Regions from separate parts of the Homo sapiens genome. Here all the other regions are linked to region 1. A link is a contact called in ENCODE Hi-C data. All regions are on one chromosome and are shown on one strand. Each heading gives the region's core, a stretch centred on a gene start or an enhancer-like site at or near the end of the contact. The rest is flanking DNA. Distances are from core to core; before and after follow the strand shown. Region 1 has its middle 680 kb from the start of MIR924. Region 2 holds the start of KIAA1328. Region 3 overlaps FHOD3 (formin homology 2 domain containing 3).

Region 1 (3,153 bases), core at 556-3,055:
TTTATGTTAAAAAAGAACAATTCGCCAGGTGTGGTGGTTCACACCTGTAATTCCAGCACTTTGGGAGGCCAAAGCGGGTGGATCACCTGAGGTCAGGAGTTTGAAACCAGTCTCACCAACATGGAGAAACCCTATCTCTACTAAAAATACAATATTAGCCAAGCGTGGTGGTGCATGCCTGTAATCCCAGCTACTCATGAGGCTGAGGCAGGAGAATCGCTTGAACCTGGGAGGCGTAAGTTGCAGTGAGCTGAGAGCACGCCATTGCGCTCCAGTCAGGGCAACAAGAGCGAAACTCTGTCTCAAAACAAAGAAACAAACAATTCATGAATCAGGCAACACTCAAAATTGCAAAAGGTTCAGAGAGCTTTGTTCCAGCAAGTTTTCACAGGCTGAACGCAGAAGTAAAGTAATTCCTGGCTGGCTGTAGCTAGGCATTTGTCTTATTTGGGTCTGGTCTGGTCTGATCAAAAGCTCCTAATTTTATAACCAATTGGCTGTTTGAATGTTTGTTATTGGTGGAAGCTCTTTTGTTTTGTTTTGAAGTTCTTTTGTTTTATTTCTGTAAGTCAATTACAGGAAATGACTCCAAGTTAAGTTTCAGTTTGCTTAACTAAGAGCTTCTGGTACAAACTATCTCTGTCTAATGGCCCCTTATTTGCTTTAAAAGAATGATGTTACATGTTACAAAAGGATCCACCAGGAGCCTTTCTGTTATAATCACGTGCATTGGGGTTGATTGAAGAAGTCCAAGAAAAGAATGCCTAAGAAGACAAATCTTTTGTGAACTTCACTTACACAAGGTTAACAAAATGCAGACCCTTTTCCACTATATTAGCAGTTTGCCTCCCTCACCCCTGCTGAGTCCTAGCAAAATGACACAATGATTGAGATTATTGCCAAGCCAAAGCGTGAGCTGTGAAGGAAAATCTCCAGCCTCTGCCTAGAAATGAAGCACAGTTCGAATGTCCTTCTCTAACTCTAAACTGCAGCTAATTGCACTGTAGAGCAGTGGCTTTCAGCGCACAGTCCCAGGACAGGCAGCATCACTGTCAGTTGCGTCACCTGAATACATCACCTGAAATTCTCAGACCCTAACCCCAAACTACTGAATCAGAATCTCTAGGGTTGGGCCCAACAACTTGAGCTTTAACAATCTCCCCTAGAAGATTCTGAGATGAGAAGTCTTCCTATTGAAGGTTTTTCTCAATTGAAGGATTCATGGTCTCACGGGCTTCAAGGAATGAAGCCCTGGACCACAGCGGCTAATGTTATAGCTCGATTAGAGAAACGCGCAGACCCAAAGAGTGTGCTGCGGCAAGATTTATTAAAGCGAAAGTGAAAGTAAAGCAAAAGCGAAAGTAAAGCAAAAGCGGAAGTAAAGCAAAAGCGAAAGTAAAGCAAAAGAGAAAGTAAAGCTTCCATGGGGATCCGGAATGGCTGCCGTTTCTGGCTTGGGTGTCTTAGGCTTATGTCCCCTTATGACTCCTCCCCTTTTCCTTTTCCTGTCCTGTAGGATTAGCTTATTTTCTATCCGCTTGTGGGTTGGTGGGCCTGCTTGGTTAAAAACATCAGGCTGCAGCTAGAGCTTAAACTCCCTATATGATTGGTTGAAGTTTCAATGCCTTAGTTTGCAGCTGTGACTCATTTTGGCTTAGAAGAAAGTCCCCTTTGATTGCTTGAAATTTCAATCCCTTAGCTTGCAGCTATGACTCATTTTGGTTTAGGGGAAAGTCCCCTTTCATTGGTTGAAGTTTTAATCCCTTCGCTTGCAGCTATGACTCATTTTGGCTTAGGGGAAAGTCCCTGTTGATTGGGTGAAGTTTCAATCCCGTACCTTGCAGCTATGACTCATTTTGGCTTAGGGGAAAGTCCCCCTGGGGAAGTCCCTGTTGACCCAGGAAGTCCAGCCAACTTAGCCACTTAGTCCCTCAATTCTGATATATGTCAAAGGTTGATCCTACTTTTCTAGACTCTAGAATCTAGAATATTGTTATTTTTTCAACAAGGTCCTGAAATACAAGTCAACTAAAGAAATTTGAATATTAGCAAGAAAAGAGCAGGATTAAATGGATGTTCTAAACTTGTTGAATGAGTGTGCTTCTTATCACACAGGGCATCTGCAAAAGTTTGTTCTCTTTGCTGATTTAAGAAAATCATTCAAATAATTCTGAATTTCATCACTTCTGTTTGCACACATTTGGCTTTACTGCACACCAGTAGCTCAGATTTTCCAGGATGGGAAGATGAAAGATTGGAGACTTAGCCTCAAGAAACTCTTAGTTTGATGTTGAGAGGCAGATGCTGAAGAGAGGAGGCAAAAGACCTAGACAATAATAATTAAATTACAGCAAAATGCCAGCAATAATGGAAATGCCATTAAGGGAGGAGGTGAGAAAAATAAAGTGGCTAATCCTGTTGAGAAGCAGTTCACAGAGGCTTCTCAGAAGAGTTGGCACCTGGTCAGTAAAGAATAATAAGTAGAAGTAAAGTCAACAACATTGGGGGTGGGGGGTGGGGGTTCATTTCAGAAACACGGTAGGCAAAGGAATAAAATTTTAAAACTGGCATTTGAGAGGTAGAGGAAGTAATGTTTCCAGAGAGGAGGCCACAGACTTTTATGGGCTCAAATAACAAAGGCTTTTCCCACCACGCTTATAAGGTTATGCTGAACATGGTAAAAATGCTTCCTTCCTGGACAGGATACTCTGCTGTTCTTATTCCCCTCCTGGGCATATGTCCTAACTAATTTATTCAACACTACCCTTATTGGAGGTTAGTTGTGCATTGAAAGGTGACAGGTTGTTGACCCTGAGGATCCTTAGCAATTAGCAGAAACTCAGTAATCTCAATTCCTCTTGAGTGTCTCTTGATTTCACAGACCAGGAAAGGGCTGAACTCTATTTTCTATATTTCCATAAATGCTTTCTACAGGGCTCTCTTCCAGGTGGTATTGTGGATGGAGTCTGAAGGAGAAGACAAGTTCCAGATAAACCTGACCTTACCTTTTTAGAAAGAGATGGGTGAAAAGAGATGGGGGCACAGAGGTGACTATCCAGACCAGCCCTATGCACTAATAAAAAAATTTTCAAGTAGCTCGGTTTATTCTTCTCTTATTGTTCTTGTAGGGAAGGCATTTAAAATTTTATCTTT
Region 2 (3,385 bases), core at 376-2,875, 2.1 Mb after region 1:
AGTCAGAATACAAGAGATAACGGAGTATATATGACTTCTACATAAAATAGGGGGTGATATAACTACATGAGTAAGTGAAAGTACTGGGTGCGAAGACCAAGAGCTTAGGTTCAGTCCATATATCTATTAATACACTTATTCAGTCCCATTGCAATAGCTTGTCCCCCCCCCAAACCATTGATTCTATATTTGAACAGTACCATAGGATGCTATAAGCTAATAACCTTCAAGTATCTCCTCCATCACAAAATTATGTCAATGCAGAAGCAGTGTTTCTTGAGAAAAGACTTATCCCAATTTCCTAACTTCCTAATTCAGCCCAGTTGTCCACAGTGCACATATTCTCTTCTGAAAGGTAAAGGAAAAAATATTTAATTTGCACACTGCACTAGTATGCTTTCATCCACAGTGTATGTACATGATTTCATTTGCTTTTCACCAACCTATCAGAGACAAATGGTAATTATGTCTAGTAAGTGCAAACACTAAACACGAGCAGCACAGAATACAAACATATCCCTCTCTCTACACATGACACTAATCCTAGTAACTCAACAAAGGAGTTGATAACACAGTTTTGTAAGTTTCACTGGGAGCTAAGAAGAATGCCCAGTGATTCTGCCAAAGGTAACAGCAACGCCTCAATTAATGCCATCACCAATCCTAGCAAACACAAAAAGAGCTGCCTCTGCAAGCACTCAGTAACACAGATTGCCGTCCCTCTTTCAAGTAACCCCTCTAAGGAACGTGAAGTAAATTATCAGGACCAAAGCTCAAGCGAGAAGAGTCTACCTACTCCAAGGAAAGAAACACTCCTGTCACACAAACATCTCATCACTGCTGCTGAACTGGTAATACTACCACTGGACTAAAAAGTTCCACTGCTTCTCCACCTCACAACGATCCAAGAACTTCAATGACTGCCAGTGACCCGCACTCCACAAGTAAGTCAACAATACTTCCAGGCACAATGATTCCCATCTTACGCAGTAACCAGCACCACCAGACCACATCCCAGTAACCAAGCTCCACACCTCTCCTAAAACCCCAGTATTAAAATACATCATCACTGGAGGGCCTTTTAAGTCCGAAAGGTCCTGACTTGCTCCTAGCAATGCAGACTAAAGACAATCCTAAATCAAAACAAAAAGGCTCCCTGTCCAGCCAACACCGACTCCTCCCTCAACTTCGAGCTAGCTCCGCACACTCAAGTCAGCCTGGGGGCACTCTGACAGGGTGGGCAGAGGGACCTCGGAGGGCCATCTCAGCCCTGGACTGAGCCTGGACTCAAGGCTATCTTTCTCGAGCTCACCGGTAGTGAGCGCTGGGAAGCATCTGAGCCGTGTCCCCACACCTGCAGACAGTACCAGTCTCTCGGCCACCTAACACCCAAGCAAGGGGAGAGCCCAGCACCTAGACTGGGGCCGAGCAGCACGTCCCCATCCCCGGGGTTAGTTCGGAGCTTCTCCTCCGCTCTCGGACTGCCACGCGACGGCTCGCCCCTCGCCGTCCCGTGGAGGGCGCCGGCGCCCCCTGTCAGGCGGGCAAAGGATACAGTCCCGGCTCCAGAACGCCGCGGCACTGGGGCGGGAGGGGCCCGCCACGTCCGCCATCTTGAAACAACCGCCACTCGGGGCGTCGCGCCTGGGCCGCCACGCCTCGGCCTGCAGGCTCGGTCCCCATTGGCCGCACCACGCAGAGGCCCGCCCCCGCCTGCGCGGCCGGCCCCTGCGGGGCGAGAGGGTGGGGGCGAAGGGGAAGCTACGTCCCGGAGGTGCGGTGTGGGGCACCGGGCGGGGCCGCGGGAACCGGCGCCCCACGGAGCTGCTGCTGTCAGACCAACCCCGGGCCCCCATCATCACTGCGCCGCGCTTTCAGGCGCCGAGAACTACCGTTCCCGGCATGCCATGAAATTGGCCTCGGCGCTGAGGCGGGGTCCGGCCCTCCACCCGCTCCCGCCGCGCGCGAATCGCGGTCGCGAGCCATGGAGGAGGAGGCATCGTCCCCGGGGCTGGGCTGCAGCAAGCCGCACCTGGAGAAGCTGACCCTGGGCATCACGCGCATCCTAGGTGAGGAAAGGGGGCACGGTGCCGAGAGGGTGTGGAGGAGAAGGAAGGAGGAGCGGAGGGATGAGGTGCGGGGTGAGCGGTGCGACGCTGGCCCCAGAACAGGAGTGGACATCGCTGCTGGGACTTCCGTTGTTACAGAGGAAAGTGGGGGACCTGGGTTTGTGATTAGGCCTTGAAAGTGTTTGCCAGGAGTGTTCGGAGGCAGAGCTGGGAAGCCTGAAGTTTCCCCCACTCACCGCCAACCAAGGTCCCACCCAGGAAGGACGGGCAGAGACGTGCAAAGGGAACACAGCAAGCACCTGACGGTTGGGAAGTTGGATCTCCCCCTAGGAGGCATTCTCAGCCAGGGCATTATCCCCGAAACCCAAGACCTTTCTCTGGGGGAAGTAATGCACCCGACCTCCCAGGGCGACAACTACGTCGGGTCTGAAAGGAATCCAACCTTGCACCACTGAATGACTCAGAGTTTTTCTTTTATCGAACATTTCTTTGTTTGCTTGCTTGTTTGTATTTTGAGACAGAGTTTTGCTCTTGTTGCCCAGGCTGGAGTGCAATGGCGCGATCTCGGCTCACTGCAACCTGCGCCTCCTGGGTTCAAGCAATTCTCCTGCCTCGCCCAGCTATTTTTTTGTATTTTTAGTAGAGACAGGGTTCCACCATGTTGGCCAGGCTGGTCTCGAACTCCTGACCTCAGGTGATCCACCCGCCTCGACCTCCCAAAGTGCTGGAATTACAGGCGTGAGCCACCGCGCCTGGCCTATCAAACGTTTCTTTAGTACTCACCACTATGTTAGACGTGAGGTTAAAAATATGAAAAAGACACAGTTCTGTGAAAAAAATAAACAAATGAGGTCACTAGGAGTGTGAAAAGAGGTCAGTAATCTGTTACTCAGAGATGTCACAGAGGAGGGGACTGATCTTACCAGGGAAGTTAAAGAACATGTCACAGAGGAGATGATGCTAGATTTTGAAAGACATATAGGAGTTAGCCAGAAAACTAAGGAGGAGAAAGGTCTTTTAAGAAGGCTGAAAAGCATGCTTCAGTGCCTTCCCATCACAATTATAATAAAATCCAAATGTCTGTACCATGACCCACAAGTCCCTGTAAGATCTGCTCTCATCTCTTTCTGACTTTGTTTCCACTCTTGCCCACATGGCCTTCTAGCTGTACCTTAAACACACTAAGCGGGTTCCTGCTTCAGGGCTTTTGCAGTTTGCTAGTCCTTGCACCTGGAATTATCTTTCTCTGAATGTCTCGCTTCTTCAGGTCATTCAGATCTCTGATCAAATGTCATTATTTCAGAGAAACCTTCCCT
Region 3 (3,496 bases), core at 279-2,778, 2.3 Mb after region 1:
GCTTGGCTACAACTCCTGACTCCCACAAGACCCATTTATATATCCTTATCACTTTGCATTTATTAGAATGAGGACTTCTGTGAAACATACATTAGTCAATTTTTCTGTAACCCTAGTGTAACTTACATGGAAAAAAATTAGCAATTCTTATATGTAACTTTTTTCCTTCTTGACCATCAGTTGAAAGTATCGGCAGCCAAGAGGAGAGTTGCCCACTGCTGCTTCTCAATGCAGATTCCTCAGCTCCACTTGAACATTTCTGGTGAGACTGTGCCAGGTTCCTCTTCCTCTGAACAGGTTCGTGAAGCCTGGATGTAGACTGTCACACCTCTCTTATATAATCATTGTTCTCTCTTGCCAACTTGTTTTATGCTGGTGTCACATTCCATTATGTCAATTTTTTGGAGTGATGGATGTGTATGAAGCCGATTAGAATTGGATTTGTTGGCATTTCAGTTACTGAGAGTAGCATGAGATTAAGTCAAGGCTTGGTCCCCTAAAAGTGTTCAAGCATATTTCCTGAGAATTTGAAGCGTGAAACTTTGCTAAACGGACTTAAAATCAAAAAAAAGACTCTACTGTAAACCATGTAGTAGCCCAGAGTAACCAGTCAGCTGTGAAAGACAATTCATATCTCATTTAAGGAATCTGTTTCCATGACATTTGTTTGTAAAATGCCAATGGATTTTTTTAAACTAGAAATATATTCTATAGATCTGTGTTTTAGCTGATTATATTCTCTGAAAAAGAGTCAATTTTGACCCATGCACATGAATATTTAAGGTAGGTGCACAGAGTTCCAAATGCTTCTAAGAAAACTACCCTTTCCAATAGCCAAAACACTCTCTATCTCAGCATCATGTGGATTACATAACCAACGATCTGCCTTCCCCTAAGGCAGAATTTCTCAGATTCAACACTACTGACATTTTAAAACAGATAATTATTTGTTTGGCAGGGGGCTATCCTGCACTAAGTAGAACAGCATTCCTGGACTCCACCCACTAGATGCCAGCAGCACCACCCCGTCCCAGTTATAACAACCAAAAATGTGTCCAGATGTCTCCTAGGTGGCAAAATCACCCCGGTCAAGAACCACTGCCCGAAGGGACCACTGGGACCAATCCCGGCCTGCACAGTCCAATCTTCCCTGGACTCATCACATAGTCCCCTCCCTCTCCATGTGTCCCTCAATCTGGCTTATCTCTTGCCCTTCTCCGACCCCTCAATCTTCCTCTGTGCCCTGGGAACTCATGATCAGCCATCAGCAAAGTCCCCTATAGTCTCTATCTCTTCATGGAATATTCCTTTGACTTCCTTGCTCTAACACCAAATCTAAGAATACTGTTCCCCATAGCCCTCACACATAACACAGTGGATTCTTCTCTCATATGCCACATACTCTCCTTTGCCAATTTCCCCCAACCTCCCTCAAGAAACCCAGACCCTTGGGACAGGGGTTGGCAAACTACAGCCTGTGGGCTACATCTGGCCTACCACCTGTTTTTATACGGCCTGTGAGCTAAGAGTGGTTTTCACATTTTTAATGGTTGAAAAAAAATCAAAAGAATAATATTTCATGACATGTAAAATTCAAATCTCAGTGTCTATAAATAAAATGTCACTGGAATGCAGCCATGCTCATGCCAGTACCAGTGGCTGATGGCTGTTGACGTGCTACAAAGGCAGAATTCAGTTGAGTAGTTGCAATAGAGACCGTCTGGTACTCCAAGTTTAACATGTTACTTGGCCCTTGACAGAGAAAGTTTGCAGACCCTGCTGCTGAGGCACGTGGCACTAGTCTGGACCCTCCACTCCCTAACCAGTTGTCAACATCCACTATCTGCCAGGTCACTCTTCCACGTATATTAAAATATACACATGACTGAAAGCTGCATGGCACAACTGTTAACATTAGTGACTAAATGAAGTTCAAAATTACTTCTATAGTTTGGAATGTTGTGTGGAAATCAGCAGGATGAAACTGAAAGTTCACGTGTTAAGTCCCATGCAGTGTTTGGTATCAGAAGGACTGACACACAGAGCAGGAAGCAGCCCTGTTTTTGTCAACAGAGGAAGAACCAGGATAAACAGAATAGTTCAAGGGCAGATGGGGTACCTCAGGAGAAAGAGCACCCATGCCTGGAAGTGTACCCCATCTCTTGGGAACTTGACAGAAAGGGCTCCTGCTTTGGGCTAAATTTTAAGAACTTTCTAGCACTAAGATTTTTTCCCCTTCCAATGAAATTTGTAAACTTTAAGTGCAAAGATGAAACTCATTATGACACACATGGTCCCATAAAGATGCTTTTAGTTGACCAATGACCAATAAACTTGTACCTTACTGGGCAAATGCTCAGTGTAGAGTTGTATTTCCTAAGAAACCAAAGCAAACAAATCTGAGTTCAAGCTCTTATTAGTCTTTATTAGAATTAAAGCACATAGCTGGCTTAAGTCTACAGGGAGACTAAGCATTTCTCTCCAAGTCTTTGAATTTTTGTATTTACCTCAAACAAAAAAATACCTACAAGGAATGTAAATCAAATTGTCTCTCTAATCATCTCGCTTGAAGAATATGTTTAGGAGTGGTTGGCTGGGATGTGGTTGACTGGGAAGGAGTCTGTATACTTTGGATATTAAGAGCCAAGGGCCCAGCCCTTGGTCATAGCCCTTAGTCCTGTGATTTGGAATAGGCACTTAGCCCCATCTGTTTTCTCACTTGTACAATGAGGTTAATAAAACCTGTCCTGTCTGAATCTTACAGAGGATGATCGTGAGAGTTAAATTCAAATGATGCAAAAGGACCATCTGAGTGGAGACTGCCCTATATTTTTTTAGAACAATATGAACCCCTTTCTAAAACATATTTCTCCCTTCTTTACAAAAGTTGGCATCACTTGGGTGACTGAGTTATAAAATCTAGCCCCAAATCCTTCATATGTGGCATCTGAAGGCATGTTGCTATAAGCTAGCGTTAGGTGCGGCCAGGGCGTTTGCAGGGATGAAGAGCAATGTGCATATATGTACATGAGGCAGCTTCTGTGTCTTTCAAGGTCTGCAGGGGACAGAACACAATGAGCCACTTGACTCTGAGGTACTGTTTGAGGCACAGATGTTGAGCAGGTGACTAAGCTATGCAGGAAGAAATCATTTCCCAATCAGCATTTCACCACTGCATTCCCACTATCGCACTCCCACCTCATCAAAATCATGCCGTCACTTTGGGGCCACAGGCAAAATCCCTCCAACAGGCTTCGTAAATGAAGTCACTTCATAATCATCAATCTAGATAGATAAAACATCACCTATCTTTACAAGCTGCAAAGTATATTTTGCTCAAATGCTACTAAATTAATGTTGAAGTAATAATTCCAGTAAAGTGAAATTCCAAAAAGAATGAAGCAAACAGCATTCAGAGTGGCATCTCTGGCCTCCTGTTTCAGATCCTACCGAGCCCAGCACTTCAAGACTGTGAACCGTGCCCAGGATGGTCCAC

Evidence for each region. Hi-C counts contacts between places; a loop is a spot of excess contacts on that map. Pooled maps may share reads with other maps.
Region 2: a loop to region 1 is called in a map of CD8-positive, alpha-beta T cell, with 25 times the contacts of the local background. The contact joins the promoter of KIAA1328 here to the enhancer-like site in region 1. A Hi-C loop is called at or near these places in 2 of 168 maps with a recorded cell type or tissue (CD8-positive, alpha-beta T cell and naive thymus-derived CD4-positive, alpha-beta T cell), 2 of 37 single-sample maps with no recorded cell type and 8 of 50 pooled maps.
Region 3: a loop to region 1 is called in a pooled map, with 6 times the contacts of the local background. The contact joins two enhancer-like sites. A Hi-C loop is called at or near these places in 2 of 37 single-sample maps with no recorded cell type and 3 of 50 pooled maps.

The regions. Positions count from the first base shown.
Region 1 is chr18:38,939,648-38,942,800 of GRCh38, reverse strand. No RefSeq gene overlaps it. Among named protein-coding and RNA genes, the nearest start is that of MIR924, 680 kb to the left of the region's middle. RefSeq lists enhancers at 1,313-1,502, 1,553-1,962, 1,213-2,412. Within about 2 kb of position 1,805, at least 8 of the 41 ENCODE cell types and tissues checked have a DNase peak (open chromatin) inside an H3K27ac peak, as active enhancers do; they include CD8-positive, alpha-beta T cell, where a contact is called at or near this core.
Region 2 is chr18:36,827,367-36,830,751 of GRCh38, reverse strand. It overlaps KIAA1328, which reads right to left and starts at 1,625. Exons shown (of 10, transcript NM_020776.3): 1 at 1,556-1,625. The coding sequence starts at 1,613. It overlaps TPGS2 (tubulin polyglutamylase complex subunit 2), which reads left to right and starts at 1,750. Exons shown (of 7, transcript NM_015476.4): 1 at 1,750-2,069. The coding sequence starts at 1,985. RefSeq lists a silencer at 1,391-1,990 and enhancers at 1,388-2,180, 2,281-2,390.
Region 3 is chr18:36,627,448-36,630,943 of GRCh38, reverse strand. All of the region lies in intron 10 of FHOD3 (formin homology 2 domain containing 3), which reads right to left. Among named protein-coding and RNA genes, the nearest start is that of TPGS2, 200 kb to the left of the region's middle. Within about 2 kb of position 1,528, at least 3 of the 41 ENCODE cell types and tissues checked have a DNase peak (open chromatin) inside an H3K27ac peak, as active enhancers do.